Regions from separate parts of the Homo sapiens genome. Here region 2 is linked to region 1. Evidence: chromatin loops called from intact Hi-C (ENCODE). Cell type or tissue: endothelial cell of umbilical vein. All regions are shown on one strand.

The links. Peaks named below come from ENCODE experiments on the same cell type or tissue, not always from the same donor. Only the 100,000 strongest peaks of a DNase experiment are listed, where the experiment ranks them.
Region 2: a loop joins it to region 1, with 30 times the contacts of the local background. A loop is called at or near these places in 2 of 110 quality-filtered maps.

Annotation. Positions count from the first base shown.
Region 1 is chr20:25,232,445-25,234,944 of GRCh38, forward strand. It overlaps LOC105372579 (a long non-coding RNA gene), which reads right to left. Exons shown (of 3, transcript XR_001754564.3): 2 at 889-1,003. Among named protein-coding and RNA genes, the nearest start is that of PYGB, 14 kb to the right of the region's middle. In endothelial cell of umbilical vein, no CTCF peak of the experiment used is centred here; a DNase peak (open chromatin) is centred at 1,157.
Region 2 is chr20:25,532,150-25,534,649 of GRCh38, forward strand. All of the region lies in intron 1 of NINL (ninein like), which reads right to left. Among named protein-coding and RNA genes, the nearest start is that of NINL, 52 kb to the right of the region's middle. RefSeq lists an enhancer at 414-1,414. In endothelial cell of umbilical vein, no CTCF peak of the experiment used is centred here; DNase peaks (open chromatin) are centred at 1,172 and 1,952.

The DNA of each region.
Region 1 (2,500 bases):
TGGGTGGATCACAAGGTCAGGAGTTCAAGACCAGCCTGGCCAACATGGTGAAACCACGTCTCTACTAAAAATACAAAAATAAAATTAGCTGGGTATGGTGGTGAGCACCTGTAATCCTAGCTACTCGGGAAACTGAGTCAGCAGAATCACTTGAACCCGGGATGCAGATGTTGCAGTGAGCTGAGATTGCGCCATTGCACTCCAGCCTAGACAACAGGGCGAGACTCCGTCATAAAAAAAAAAAAAAAAAAAAAATTAGCTGGGCGTGGTGGCACACGCCTGTAGTCCCAGCTACTTGGGAGGCTGAGGCAGGAGAATCGCTTGAACCCAGTAGGCGGAGGTAGTGGTGAGCCGAGATTGCGCCACCACACTCCAGCCTGGGCGACAGAGCGAGACTCAGAAAAAAAGAATTGAATTTCTGACCCATGCTGCAACATGGTGAACCTTGGAAACATTATGCTAAGGTGAAAAAAGCTAGACACAAAGGACTCTGTAGTCTATGATTCCATTTATGTGAAATGGCCCGTCCACAGAGACAGATTGGTGGTTGCCAGGAGCTGGGGTTGGGAGAAGGAAGAGTAACTGACTGACTGGTGCGCAGGGCTTTTGAAAAAGTTTAACACTTAGATTATGGTGCTGCTCACACAACTCCATAAATATACTGTAAACCATGGACTTGTGCACTTAAACAGGCAGCTTTCTGGTATAAAAATTACATCTCAGTAAAGCAGTTTGAAAAATGAAGACTCGAACTCTAGAAGGCAACAGTCTGAAAACAATAGGTTTCCTCCAGAAAGTTCCGCTGAGGTAAAGCTCATTCTAGTCTGAGAGCAGATGACCTTCTCTTGTCTTTTCAAACCTTAGACTTCAGTGTTGTCCTTGCCTCACCTTAGACCCTGAGAGGAGCATCAGACCTGCTCGTTCGCTGGTGAACCCAAGTCCAGCAGGTGCTGCCCTGGTGCGGGGGTCCCTCAGCCACCTGTTGAGTGACGGGAGGTTGCCTCTAAAAAGGAGAGGAATTGAAATCCTCACACTGGGGATATTGGTCCTCCTCCACACCCCCACCCCGGCATTTCCTAGTGCAGCCAGCGATCCTCCTGTTTTCTCAGTGGGTGTGCCTGGCCTGGACTCCACCCAAGCCAAACAGCCGAGGTGAAATGGTTGGGCAGAGCAAACAGGCTTTTGCCAGGAGCCTTGCTTTACTTCCCCTTGGACAAATCACACTGGGCTTAAAGCCTCCACTGGAATTCCTCCTGCTGCTGTGAGGCCCAGAGTGGCCACATCCCCTGCCTGATGGGGTCTTGAGTCACTAGCTCTCTCTGGGTTTTACCTTGACCTAGTGAATGTTTTTCTAAGAATATTTTATTATTGAGGTATCATTTTCATATAATAGTGAAGGGGTGGGTTGCCCCTCCACACCTGTGGGTGTTTCTCATTAGGTGGAACAAGAGACTTGGAAAAGAAAGAGACACAGAGACAAAGTAGAGAGAAAGAAAAAAGGGGGCCCAGGGGACCAGCGTTCAGCATACGGAAGATCCCACCAGCCTCTGAGTTCCCTTAGTATTTATTGATCATTCTTGGGTGTTTCTCGGAGAGGGGGATGTGGCAGGGTCATAGGATAATAGTGGAGAGAAGGTCAGCAGGTAAACACGTGAACAATGGTCTCTGCATCATGAACAAGGTAAAGAATTAAGTGCTGTGCTTTAGATATACATACACATAAACATCTCAATGCCTTAAAAAGCAGTATTGCTGCCCTCATGTCCCACCTCCAGCCCTAAGGCGGTTTTCCCCTATCTCAGTAGATGGACTATACAATCGGGTTTTACACCAAGACATTCCATTGCCCAGGGACGAGCAGGAGACAGATGCCTTCCTCTTGTCTCAACTGCAAAGAGGCGTTCTTTCCTCTTTTACTAATCCTCCTCAGCACAGACCCTTTATGGGTGTCGGGCTGGGGGATGGTCAGGTCTTTCCCTTCCCATGAGGCCATATCTCAGGCTATCACATGGGGAGAAACCTTGGACAATACCTGGCTTTCCTAGGCAGAGGTCCCTGCGGCCTTCCCCAGTGTTTTGTGTCCCTGGATACTTGAGATTAGGGAGTGGTGATGACTCTTAAGGAGCATGCTGCCTTCAAGCATCTGTTTAACAAAGCACATCTTGCACAGCCCTTAATCCATTTAACCCTGAGTTGACACAGCACATGTTTCAAGGAGCACAGAGTTGGGGGTAAGGTTACAGATTAACAGAATCTCAAGGCAGAAGAATTTTTCTTAGTACAGAACAAAATGGAGTCTCCTATGTCTACTTCTTTCTACACAGACACAGTAACAATCTGATCTCTCTTTTCCTCACATAATAGGACACACAGATCTTAGGTGTACAGTTCAAATCATTTTGGCAAATGCATGCACCCATGTGGCTCACACCCCCATCAAAATAGAGAACATTGCTATTACCCCAGAAAACTCTGAGAGTACCCTGCCCCTGGACTCTAG
Region 2 (2,500 bases), 300 kb after region 1:
GGCAGCAAGGCTGGAGAATGAGCTCCTTCCCTGCCACTCACAGCAGCTGGGCCTACCAGTCCCTTCCATGCGTGGGGCTCTCAGGAGGCCCCAGCCACACCGCTTCCCTTCCTCCCAGAGCCCCAGATTCACGTTTTCGAGGCTGGGCTAGGATTTCCAGAAGAGGGAAGGAGCTTCAATTCCCGTATGACTACGAATAAAGCATCCACAGGAGGGCTGGCCAGCAGGGCTGGCGTCTGGCAAACAGCGGTCCCCTCTGGCCCTGTCTTTGCAGGCTCATGGCATAGGCAGTAGGGGGAGCCCACCCATCTGACCAGCCAGCCCCCAAGGGGATCTGCAGCTCTGCTCCACTGTCCCCATGTGAGCAGGGAAATACAGGCAGCCCCCACCACTTCTCAAGGCTGCACTGAGCCTTCTCAAAGCCCATGGCTGAGTTACTGAGCATTCAGAGCCGCTCCTCTCCTCTCCTCTCCCTAACTCCTGCGTCTCAGACTCTGCCCAGAGAGCAGCTGCTTCACCTATTGGTGAGTCAGGTGCGGGCAAGCAGGTGAGTCAGACACAGCAGGTCTACAAGCCAGTCAAAGACCTTTCTGTGACAATTTGCCAGCATATGGCCTAACCCCTATCCAAGACAATATCCAGCCACATTTTCAAAATAAAGGAAACGAGGAGGTACTGTCTCCTCCCATACACCCGATAGAACCTGTCCTCCCCTCACCCCAGGAAGAGGGGCAAAGCGTCTTTCCGTAACCTCTCAAATACCCCATGACCAACCTTAGCAAATGGAGGCAGTTGGAAACCCTGGCCAGGAAGGCTTAGAAAAACTCCAAGGCTCCACAGAAGACTGCATTCACCTGGAAAGCGGCCCGGCTCAGCCACATAGGAACCCCGCTGCAGAGAGGCTGGCCGCTTCAAGTGGCTGCCCTGGGATCCAAGAGCCCCAGAACACAGCCCAGGCAACACGACAGCAGACAAACCATGAACCCCGCAGAACTGTGGAGGGTCTCAGAAGCAGTGGAGCAGCCTGAAGATGGGGCTTAGAATTCCAATGTTCACACACACTCCAATCCCTGGAGTCTGGAGCCGATGATGCCAGGCGGATGTGGGAGAGGAGAATAATGAAGGGGCTGAGCCCAAAACACACACACGCGCACACAGAAAAATTGCACTACCCAGAGAAGGAAAGAGGAAAGCCATTTCAGCCAGGAAACAAAACAGACTGCTGGGCAAAAAGAACGATCCGAGACCAAGGGAAGTTTCCTGGACACTGACATGTTACAGTGGCAAAACAAACGTCAACAGCAGAATCGGAAGACAAGGAAAGCTCCTATAAAGTGTATCTAAACAATAAAGATAAAAAATGAGAGAGAAAAAAAGGGAAATTAAAAATCAATTCCATACAGTAGTCAAATCAGTGTGGTCTCAGCACAGGCAGACATAGACCCATGGAACAGAATACAGACCCCAGAAATCAACCCCCATGCATACAAATGATCTTCAACAAGGGTGTCAAGACCACAAAACGGGAAAAAGACTGTCTCTCCAATAAATGCTGCAGGGAAAACTGCAGATATCCACAAGCAAAAGAACTCAGTTTAACCCTTGCTTTCTACAATATACAAAAATTAACTTTTGTAAAATTTACCAAAAATGGATCAAAGACCTTAAATGTAAGACCTAAAACTATAAAGCTTTTTATAGTTTTAACTAAAATAGTGTAATAGTTTTATAAACAGAGAGAAAGCTTCATGATGTTGGATTTGGCAGTGATTTCTTAGATATGTCACTAAAAGCACAGGCAACAAAAGCAAAGATACACAAAGGGGACTACATCAAACTTGAAAACTTGAAGGCACTGCGGGGCCAGGATGGTGGGAGCAGGGGAAGCCAAAAGAAAAGTAGGTAAACTCTAAGTCTGTCCTTCTTCCTGGCCCAGGATACACAGTCCTCCTGTGCCCAACTTCTCACCAGACACCTGCACGTTAGCTCACTGCAACCTTGGCCTTATCAGTACTGCACAAAGCCCTCTTCAGCATGCAGCATAAACACTATTCTATAAAATCCCCAACAAAGCTTTGTCTCTTTGCAGTCAGCTCCTCTCTTCCTGCTGTGCCTGTTACTCCCTTGCAATGTATTTTTCTCCTTTCTCTCTGCCTTTCTTGGTAAATTCTTCTTACCCCTGCACTGCCAGCCCCAGACAGTTGCCGCTCACTTGTGACAATAACCAAAAGAACTGAAAACAGCATCTCAAAGAGATACAGTCATGTATCACTTAACAATGGTGATAAGTTCTGAAAATGTGTTGTTAGGTGATTTTGTTGTTATGCAAACATCACAGAGTGTACTTACACAAACCAAGATAGCATGGCCTACCACAAACCTAGGCCACAAGCAGGTTCGTGTACTGAACACTGGAGGCAATTGTAACACAATGGTAATCCAAACATATCTAAACATAGAAAAGGTACAGAACTAGAGTATTGTAATCTTATGAGACCAC